Linked DNA regions of Homo sapiens: region 2 is linked to region 1. A link is an interaction called in ENCODE POLR2A ChIA-PET data of the cell type or tissue named here. Cell type or tissue: GM12878. All regions are shown on one strand. Each heading gives the region's core, and the rest is flanking DNA. Links, peaks and the distances in the headings are about the cores only. Region 1 overlaps SPIRE1 (spire type actin nucleation factor 1). Region 2 overlaps CEP192 (centrosomal protein 192).

Evidence for each region. Peaks named below come from ENCODE experiments on the same cell type or tissue, not always from the same donor. Only the 100,000 strongest peaks of a DNase experiment are listed, where the experiment ranks them.
Region 2: POLR2A ChIA-PET joins it to region 1 with 5 read pairs; 2 of 35 experiments call an interaction of 5 or more read pairs at or near these places.

Annotation. Positions count from the first base shown.
Region 1 is chr18:12,632,678-12,638,060 of GRCh38, forward strand. It overlaps SPIRE1 (spire type actin nucleation factor 1), which reads right to left. Exons shown (of 17, transcript NM_001128626.2): 2 at 2,385-2,419. Among named protein-coding and RNA genes, the nearest start is that of SPIRE1, 23 kb to the right of the region's middle. In GM12878, for the core only: no CTCF peak of the experiment used is centred there; no DNase peak of the experiment used is centred there.
Region 2 is chr18:12,995,949-13,001,259 of GRCh38, forward strand. It overlaps CEP192 (centrosomal protein 192), which reads left to right. Exons shown (of 45, transcript NM_032142.4): 2 at 3,473-3,640. The coding sequence starts at 3,477. Among named protein-coding and RNA genes, the nearest start is that of CEP192, 7.2 kb to the left of the region's middle. RefSeq lists a silencer at 4,596-4,675. In GM12878, for the core only: no CTCF peak of the experiment used is centred there; a DNase peak (open chromatin) is centred at 2,953; H3K4me3 peaks cover 2,725 bases; H3K27ac peaks cover 4,344 bases.

The DNA of each region.
Region 1 (5,383 bases), core at 203-5,202:
TGTTTTGCCCCCTCCAAATTTTTACTTTTTTTTTAATTCTGAAAAACTTCTATTTAGTTAGATTCCAATTCTTTTGGTGACCTATGTTATGGATCAAATTATAAGGGCTGTCAATTAGGAGATAAAATGAACTAATGCTTCTTTACAAAGTGAGTACTAAACTAATGTTAAGATCATGTGGATTTTATGACAATATAATAAAACGATAATTAGATAACTGTGCCTTGTATGTAAAATCTTCATATTTCATTACCTAAATGCAGATGAATGCTGACTATATTTGTATCATCTTAATTCACAATAGTGCATTTAAGGTTTATGAAACATTTTAATATATAGTATCTCTTTAAAAATTTCATAAGCTATGAGGTTAATACAAATTACCATTAACATTTTATAGATAAGAAAGACAAAGTTCTGGAAGAAAAATTACTTACTCAAAATTGCATAGCTAGAAAAATACACACCCAGAAACCACAAAACTTACCTCTTCTGACTCAAATCAAATCCCACCCCTTTGTGTCATGTTGAATAGTATATCAAAAATTCTAACAATATAAAAATATTAAGTTCTTGCCTTTTTAGATCTAACTTGGAAAAAATTGTCCCTCCTTTCAAAGTTGAATAGAAAATGCAAAAATGGGCCGGGCACAGTGGCTCACGCCTGTAATGGTGGATCACCTGAGACCGGGAGTTTGAGACCAGCCTGGCCAACATGGTAAAACCCCGTCTTCACTAAAAATACAAAAACTAGCCAGCATGGTGGCATGTGCCTGTAGTCCCAGCGACTCGGGAAGCTGAGGCAGGAGAATCACTTGAACCTGGGAGGTGGAGGTTGCAGTGAGCCAAGATTGTGCCACTGCACTCCAGCCTGGGAGACACAGCAAGGCTCTGTCTCAAAAGAAAAAAAAAAAAGAAAGAAAATACAAAAATTAATGCCAAAAGGGATAAATTATTTTTGTTTCTCTATTATACAATATAATCCCTTGGGAAGCCTACATTTCATTTAAAACAACAGTTAAAACTTACTAAAACCTACAACAATATGTAGATGCATTATAAAATTTGAAATACAACTTCTTAAATCCTTTATTTGGGCATTGCCACTAACAAAACACCCAACACCCCCAATCTAAGGATGATGAAACTGCTACTGAAAAGAACACCACACATATATGCTGACCTGGTATTTCAGTATTATGCTTGAAATCCCTGCAATGAACACATAGAAACCCCTTAAATTTCACAATCAGAAATTTGAAATTAAATTATTAAAAAATAATAAACCAGGCCAGGCACAGTGGCTCATGCCTGTAATCCCAGCACTTTGGGAGGCCGAGGCGGGCGGATCACGAGGTCAGGAGATCGAGACCATCCTGGCTAACACGGTGAAACCCTGTCTCTACTAAAAATACAAAAAATTAGCTGGGCGCGGTGGCGGGCGCCTGTAGTCCCAGCTACCTGGGAGGCTGGGGCAGGAGAATGGCGTGAACCCGGGAGGCGGAGCTTGCAGTGAGCTGAGATCGTGCCACTGCCCTCCAGCCTGGGCGACAGAGCGAGACTCCGTCTAAAAATAAAAATAAAAAAAAAAAAAAATAATAATAATAATAAACCTACTTGTATAAATAACAAAGCACCAAATTTATTATTAATCTTACTAAAACATTGTTTCTAAGTCCCTATTTTTTCTTAAATTAAGGCAGCTCCAATGGAGTCTAACACATTTAAATGCTGTATTTATTATATGACATACTGCACTGAATTATGAAAAAAAAACTGAAATTACTAAGAGCTCTGGATCTTAGCTAACTCAATTCTGCAAATAATAATACGGTTAAATTTTAAAATGATAATTAAGCTATTCTTTATAACACAACCTGACGTTACAAAAATATGGACAAGGCAAGTAATTTTTCTTCACATTTTACTCTTCCTAAACCTAGAAAACACACCTGCTCTCAAAACATCTTATCAGGGCCAGGTGCGGTGACTCATGCCTATAATCCCAGCACTTTGAAAGGCCAAGGCGGGTGGATCACCTGAGGTAAGGAGTTCAAGACCAGCCTGGCCAACATGGTGAAACCCCGTCTCTACTAAAAATACAAAAATTAGCTGAGCGTGGTGGTGGGTGCCTATAATCCCAGCCAGTCAGAAGGCTGAGGCGGGAGAATCGCTTGAACTCAAGAGGCAGAGGTTGCAGTGAGCCAAGATCGTGCCATTGTACTCCAGCCTGGGCGACAAGAGCAAAAGTCCATCTCAAAAAAAAAAAAAAAGAAATCTTATCAGAAGACCAAGAACCTATAGTGAGATAGTTCAGTACTCAAGTTAGTCTAAACAGGACTGCAAAGCTGCTTTACTAAGAAATATTTGAGTATTTCACTTACCTCTGTTTCCATACATTGTGAATATCCCAATTTACCTGTAATAAAAATGAAAAGGATTACTTTAAAAAGATTTCAGCTTTTTTAAATCATTGATAAAAATATTTGAGCTTCTCTGGCTATGGCTTTATTATGTCTATGAGAATATCTATGCAAATGAAAGATGCTAGAATGACCAAATATCCCTGAAGGTCCTACTTAGAGATTTAAGTTTAAATAGGCCCATTAAAAAATAACAAAGAAAAAAGGTGAGAAAAAAATGCTTAACTGTAATAAGATCTAAAACATATGTACATATTTAATACAGATATATAAATCAATCAAACAAAAACATTTGAAAGTCTTGCTTTCTTTTAAGAAACACCTTAAAATACTTTAAAGGTATTTTATTTTAAGTATACCTTAGGAAATCTTAAAAGACTGCAAATATATTTCCAGTTTAAAGATACAGTGATCATTTCAATGAAAGGAATAATGTTTAAATTCATACTTTCTTTAATATATGCTGACTGTTTTTCTTTAATATATGATTAGGCAAAACCATATAATTAATTGAGTAATTTTTCCAACAGAGGCTCACTTAAAGAATAATTAGAACTGAACAATATTTGGCTGCACCAACATTAGTATTTTTCTCCATCACTGATACATAATACCAAAGAACATGAACAATTAATACATTTCTGTCAATGTCGCTGACAAAAACATACTTCTTAAACAAAAACAGCTATTTTAAAGAATCACTTATTAAATAGTTTTAACAAAAAGAACGAATAACACAATTATACAATTAATTATACTGCGTACTAGAAAATTGGGTTTTTTTGGTTTTTTTTGTTTTTTTTTTTGAGAAGCAGTCTCACTCTGTCACCCAAGCTGGAGTGCAGTGGTGTGATTTTGGCTCACTGCAACCACCCACTCCCGGGTCCAAGTAATTCTCCCACCTTGGCCTCCTGAGTGAGTAGCTGGGACTACAGGCACCCACCACCATGCCCAGCTAATTTTTGTATTTTTAGTAGAGATGGGGTTTTGCCATGTTGGCCAGGCTGGTCTCGAACTCCTGACCTCAAGTGATCTGCCTGCCTCGGCCTCCCAAAGTGCTGGGATTACAGGCGTGAGCCACCATGCCCAGTCAGTACTAGAAAATTTAATTTCCCCAGACTACACTTAGATTTCACTGACCTAAATTCAAATATGCATTTAGCTCTATACCTTTCCCTTCACCCAATACTATCCTCCCACTTCTTCCTCTCCCCAGGATTTACCCTCACACCTAGCCCACAGTGGTTATTCTAACAGCCTTGTTATTTTTTTAGTACTTAACTAGAATTTCTATGCCTCAGACTGTATTATGACATCACAAAAGAAAAATCACAAATAATAGCTTTTGTATGCTCCCAATTCTTAAAATAAAAAATAAAATTGAAACCACAATTTCTTATTTGAAATGAGTTGGTTGAAAAAAAAACAAAAATGAAAAAATAAAAGAAGACAACCACAACTCCTCATCTCTTAATGATCCTAATGAGAAACACTGGCTGAAACTGAGACCAGAAAATAAGGGGCCTTAGGTTCTATGAATTAAATTAAAAATTATATATGAGCAATAAAGACTACATGAACATATATATAAAATGAGCTTACTAGCTAAGGGTTTATATAATAGGGTTTGATAAGTATAAGACTGTTATTTTACTTATATATTTATTTATTGTTACATAAAACTCTACATTCAACAGTGATTTATAACATACATTTTATTTATTTATACATATGATTGTTTGTTCAGACCATTAATGCTTTTGGTAGTTAAGAATACTTAACTCCCATAAAATTGGTAATTAATTTTACTCGGCAAAGTACTACTGGACAGAAACAGCTCAAGGAAGGGTACAGACTGCCTTTCGGCAAACAGTTACTGAGAGCCTACTCTGCATGGGGGGAAGAGAGAGAGGGAGGAAGAGAGGAGCACTCAGGCAAACTGTAACAGAGAGTAGCCTCTTTAAGAGTATATGAGTTGGCCAAGTGCAGTGGCTCACGCCTGTAATCCCAGCACTTTGGGAGACCGAGGCAGACAGATCATGAGGTCAGGAGATTGAGACTATCCTGGCTAACATGGTGAAACCTCATCTCTATTAAAAATACAAAACATTAGCCGGGTGTGGTGGCAAGTGCCTGTAGTCCCAGCTACTCGGGAGGCTGAGGCAGGAGAATGGCGTGAACCCGGGAGGCAGAGCTTGCAGTGAGCCGAGATTGCGCCGGTGCACTCCAGCCTGGGTGACAGAGTGAGACTCTGTCTCAAAAAAAAAAAAAAAAAAGAGTATGTGAGTTTACATCTTCAGTAGGATATATTCTGAAGATAAAGAGAATTACAAAGAAATCTATAAGTTTTTGTAGTACGTTTCTTGTTGGTAGTATAAAATTCTGAAACTATTTTAATGTATTGCAGCAATGAGCACATGAGTAAATACACTGATATTGCTGGGAGTCATGACTTACACTATGGGAGAAGGAATACACAAACCTAACGTGAGAAGAAAAGGAGCCCTGTGGTGGCAAACTGTAACTAGAGATATTACACAACTTCAAAACATTTCCTAGCTCTGCTCATCAAAAGTGGGAGAAGCCCATGGGGCACGCCAAGCCCATTCCCCTTCAACAGAATCAGGATTCCTTGGGAAATTGGCTGATTTCAGGGCTGGGACAGGGAAATTACAAGGTAAGTCAGGAACATCTTTTTGTACCAGAAAACAATGAAGTGCTTAAAAACAATGATAGAGGAGTGCCAAAAGGGCATAAGAGTCTATAAAATAAGATTTTTTTCAATGACCTGCATTATAAAACTGAAAATGCTGTAAAAGTACTAAAAATTTTTGTGAGAATTCAACAGCTCTTGGTCATTCAATTTGAATTGGTGAGTAACTCACGGTAATATGAAAAGGCTGTAAGTACAAAGTATTTGACCAACTACACAGGTCTGCCATCCAAATTCCTGCTCAAAA
Region 2 (5,311 bases), core at 312-5,311, 360 kb after region 1:
AAGAGTAGAGGAGACGAAGTCACAGATTATCTGGGCCCTGGTTGGCCATCTTAAAGACTGCCTTTTACTCTGAATAAGATGGGGAACCAGTGGAGGGAGGGTTTGAGCTAAGGAGTGAGGACGTTTCAGTAATGTTATAGGGTGACTTTCGTGTGTGGAGAGTAGACTAGGGGAGGCAGAGAGGAGGCCTGGAGACCAAAGGCTATTGCAGTGAGTGTCCAGGCAGGAAGTGGTGGTGGCCTGACCAAGGTCATAGCAGGGTTGGGGGGTAGGTTGGGGGGATGCAGCAAGGTCCTGGGCAGGTTGTTAATGTATAACTCTAGAGATTTGCATAGGGATTGCACGTGATGGGGTGTGAGAGGGATCTCAGAGATGACTACGGTTTTTGGCCTAAGCAGCTAGGTGTTGGAGTTGTCATTTTCGCTGGTGGGGAAGGCTGAAGGGCAGGCATTTCTTGAGGGGATGGGAATTAATTGGAATCAAGATTCAAATGTAGGTGCTTGTTAGACATCTAAGTGGAAGTGTTGTGGAGGCGGTTGAATACCTGAGGTTCGGGGAAAGGCCCAAGATGGAGGTGTACATTTTACGTGATATTTTAAGCTTTGAAATTGAAGGCAATCACCCAGAGAGGGTGAGTTGATGGAAGAAGTTGAAGATCAAGCCCTGGAGGCTTCCACTCTGTGGAGGTCTAGGAGATAAGGAGGAACTGGCCAAGGAGAAGGGAAAGCAGCAGCTTGGTGGAGTTGGAGGAGAACCAGACAGCTGTGTCTGAGAAATGAAGCCAAGAAAGTATTTCCCCAAGGAAGGAGTAATCACCTGAATGTTAGGCTACAGAAGAAGGACCGGAGGTAGATTATAGTATGCTACGGCTTGGCAACAGGGAGATCAGGGCTGATGCTGACAAGCATTTTTTTGGTGGTGTGGTGGGATGAAGGCCAGAGTGGGGTGCGTTCAGGAGAGGATGGGAGTGGAACTGGATGCCAGTCATGATTCCTCTGGAAGCCTGTGATAAAGGGAGCATGGATAGGTGTGGTGGCAGTTCAGGGGGATAATGGGGGTGTGAGGTAGAGGAAGGCTTTTTTTAAAAGGTGGGAGAAATAACAGCATGCCCAGCGTGGGAGGGCTTGCACAGACAGAAGACTCGATCATGTTATGGAAGGGGGCCGATTGGTAGAGTGGTTGTCAGTGCAGTGAGGGGTTGGGATCGAGTGCAAAGTGAAGAGGTGGGCTTCAGACAGGGGCATGGACACTTCATAAACTGTTGTGGGATAATTTAGGAATCAGACCGAGGGGTTGAGGAGGATATATTATTTAGGTGCACCGGCCCAGTCGGATTAACATCCAAAAAGTCTGAGCCCTGAACAAGTCTGAGCCCTGAACAAAGAGTTAAGTTACCTTTTAAGGATTTCGTGGGGCGGCAGGGGGGAATCTGTGCAGGAGGAAGCATATTACAGAAGCAAGAAACAAAGACAATTATTCAATTAATTGAGACATGCATTATATCATTTCTTACTTTCCAAGGAAAAAATGTGTTTTATGGCTTGAGTTTATCTGTCTAGTGACCTTGCAGCTGCACAGCTAGAGAAACAGGGTCTTCACAATGCCTGGGAAAGGAGGAGAGATAAGGCTTACTAGCCACAGAAAAACAGGCAGATAATTTTTAAAGGGCTCCAGCTCTTTCTCTTTCTCAGGGGGAATTGGGTTTTCTTACATAGAACTGAGTTTCTGCTTACACATTCTTTAATTTCTTTTAACTCCTATTCCAAAACAAGTAAGTTCTTCTTATTTTTGGGGGGGATAGAGTCTCGCTCCATCACCCAGGCTGAAGTACAGGGGCGCAATCTCGGCTCACTGCAACCTCCACCTCGCAGATTTAGGTGATTCTCCTGCCTTAGCCTCCCAAATAGCTGGGATTACAGGTGCCCGCCATGACGCCCAGCTAGTTTTTGTATTTTTAGTAGAGACGAGGTTTTACCACGTTGGCCAGGCTGGTCTTGAACTCCTGAACTCAAGTGATTCGCCTGCCTCAGCCTCCCAAAATGCTGGGATTACAGACATGAGCCATCGCACCTGGCCTCATAATCTCTTTAGTGGTCATAAAACTTCTTCTTTTTCTTTTTATATTTTATAATTAGTCCATACTGTCTAAAATCTATGCTTTAATCCAATTTGTCATTGATCCTAGTATACTCCTTTATTACTGAAGTAGCTCTTTGAATAGTCTTCCAGGTTTTTAAGTCCTCTCCCTTCCTGTATAATAGGTTGATTGTGTCAGTTCTTTGTTGGTTGCAGAGTACAGTTCAAACTTTCCAACACACCGTTTCAGACTTTTAGAATCTGGCTCCATTCTGTTATTCTAGCTTCGTTTACTGTGTTATTTTGTTCACCTGCTGCCAAAATGCATTGGAGTATTTGCTACTGCCAGCATAGACCTAGCACTTAGAGTGGATTTTCGAGTCAGACCTGGGTTTGAATCTTACTAATTGCAACCTTGGGAAAATTGAGCTAATTTAGTCTCTCAGTTTGTTTCTTCACCTGTAAAATGGGATAATACCTACATTGTAAGATTTTCTGTGGATTCAGTGAGCTAAGTTAGTAGATATGCAATAAAATTTAATTCTTTTCCTTCTTGGCTCATGTTTATCATCCTAAATAAACTCTCTCATCCCATACTCTGCCTATAAAAGTTCTTCTCAGTCTTCAAGGCGCATTGCCAATATCCTCTCATTTTTTTTAGCTTTTCCTGATTATTTATCTTTTTATCCTTCTGCCATTATTTCCTTTACTGATTTCCATGCAGTGTGTATATGATACGTACTCTGAAAAATTGTTGAGACTAGCTAACATCTTCAGAGCACCGTGGTCAGGTTCTCTAGTAATAGCATAGGTTTTGTGCTGGTGTTTTCCAGATTTAGTCATTTGGGTACCCCTTTTACCACTTTTACCTTGTCCATGTGCCAACTATACTTTAACTGAAAATTGTTCTTTGAATGGGTTCACTTTTTAATTCAGTCTTAACAACACTGAGATCCGGGCTAGATTTTTGCTGGTTGTACTTTTTCTGTTCCGTATTAGAATGAGTATGTAACTACCAAACTTTTAAATATGTCCTAAAATCATTTGTATATACCATCAGTGTTATGCCATCTTTGCTTTCTTTACTAGATAAGTTTGTAGTAATTCATTTTCCTAGCTACACCAAGCAAAGGGCAAATTAAAATGTGTTGTATTGCATTATTATGTTAATTATAAGAAGGTAAGTTTAATGTTTAAGGTTTCTATTCTCATCTATAAAGTAGCAAAGTATTCTGAGATTTATTTTACCTCAGACTATTTGCCTATTTCCCCCTTACTAATGCTAAAAAAAGGATTTTTTTCCTAAGATTTATTAGTTTTCTAAGACAATGCTTTTAATCATTTAAAAACATTTTATAGTAATATGTGACCTATAGAAATACTTTTGTTATTGCAGTGAGATGGAAGATTTTCGAGGTATAGCAGAAGAATCATTTCCAAGCTTTCTCACCAATTCATTATTTGGTAACAGTGGGATTTTGGAAAATGTCACTCTTTCTTCAAATCTTGGCTTGCCTGTTGCTGTTTCTACACTTGCTAGGGATAGATCCAGCACTGATAACAGGTAAGATTTGTTTGAGCAGATTTTTTTCCAGGTCCATAAAGCCTATAGCATGCTGATATTTATGTTCTGTTTCTCAGTCAAGCTTGAGCTTTTTGTTTTATCTATGAGGGGGATGGCCAAATATGTGAAATGAATATAGAAAAGACAGAATTTACTGTCTTTTTCCCCATTGCTTTGCCTTTTCAGTGGGTAGGTTTGGGTGGGTTTGGGATTTGAGCACCAGTTACCTATTTCGGTCTATTTTTTTTTTTTTTTTTTGTCTATAGTGTTTTGGATTTGTATTAGTTCAGTCACACTAATGGCTAGTAATGTAAAACAAGTTGTGTTAGCGAAGTTCAAAGGCAAATTAATCATAAGGTTATAGGAGTACCTCTTGACATCAAGGGGAGGAGTGCAGAGCTTTGCTGCAAGAAGGGACAGGAATTGAGATTTAGGAAGCCATCAGGACTTGGGTTTTTGTCATCCCACTCTATTTCTCTCTGTATAACTCATTGTCTTCTCTCTTTTTTTTTTTTTTTTTTTTTTTTTTTGCTAATTAAAAAAATATTTTATAGAGATAGGGTCTTGCTGTGTTAGCTAGGCTATTCTTGAACTCTTGGGCTCAAGTGATCCTCCTGCCTCAACTTCCCAAAGTGTTGGTATTACACAGGTGTGAGCTACCATACCTGGCCTCTGCTCTTTTTTAATACACTGGTTTTATTTGCTTTTCTGTTCATTTTACAGAATATGGCAACACAGATTCTCAAAAGACATCTATGAATTACATTTCTAGCTACACAAGGAGACTACTGAACTGTCTCTTGATATCTCATGAGTTTCTGGTCCATCTTAGGTTAGGTGTCTGTTCCAAATACAGTCACCTGTGACTAGAGTTTTGGGTCATTGGATCTATTTAGAGGTATGACAGAGCCTCACTTTTTAATTCATTTCAGCCAGGTTTACTCTTTACTGGACTTGTATGGCTGTCTTTCTCTTTCTCTTCCAGCTTTCAATCTGTCCTAGGTTTCTGAGGTAACTTGGCTCTTGTCATTCTAGTAACTTTCAGCTCCTGAAGTCAAGTTTCTCTTTCTTAGAAACTCAACCAGGCTGGGCGTGGTGGCTCATGCCTGTAATCCCAGCACTTTGGGAGGCCAAGGCGGGCAGATCACCTGAGTTCAGGAGTTCGAGACCAGCCTGGCCAACATGGCAAAACCCTGTTTACTAAAAATACAAACATTAGCCAGGCGTGATGGCGCACGCCTCTAATCCCAGCTACTCGGGAGGCTGAGACAGGAGAATCGCTTGAACCCGGAAGGCAGAGATTGCAGTGACCTGAGATTGGGCCACTGCACTCCAGCCTGGACGACAGAGGGAGACTCTGTCTCAAGAAAAACCCCCAAAACTCAACCAGCTTTTATTTTCTTTACTTTTAAAATTTCTGTTTTATTACCAGATTGATGTTTGGTTAAATACACCTTGTTTTGTATCTTCAACTGGATTGTGTATAGTTTACACATCCATTACATGTAGGGTCTTGCATAATATATAAAGTTTGCCTATGCTTAAACTGGCCACTTTCTTGTCTTTTCTCAACCTAAACATTTAGTGAGGAGCACCATCTTGACCTTTGGGCTGAAGGGGTTGTATTAACACTCTCAGCTCTTTTAGCTTTAAGATTTTTGTGACTGTATT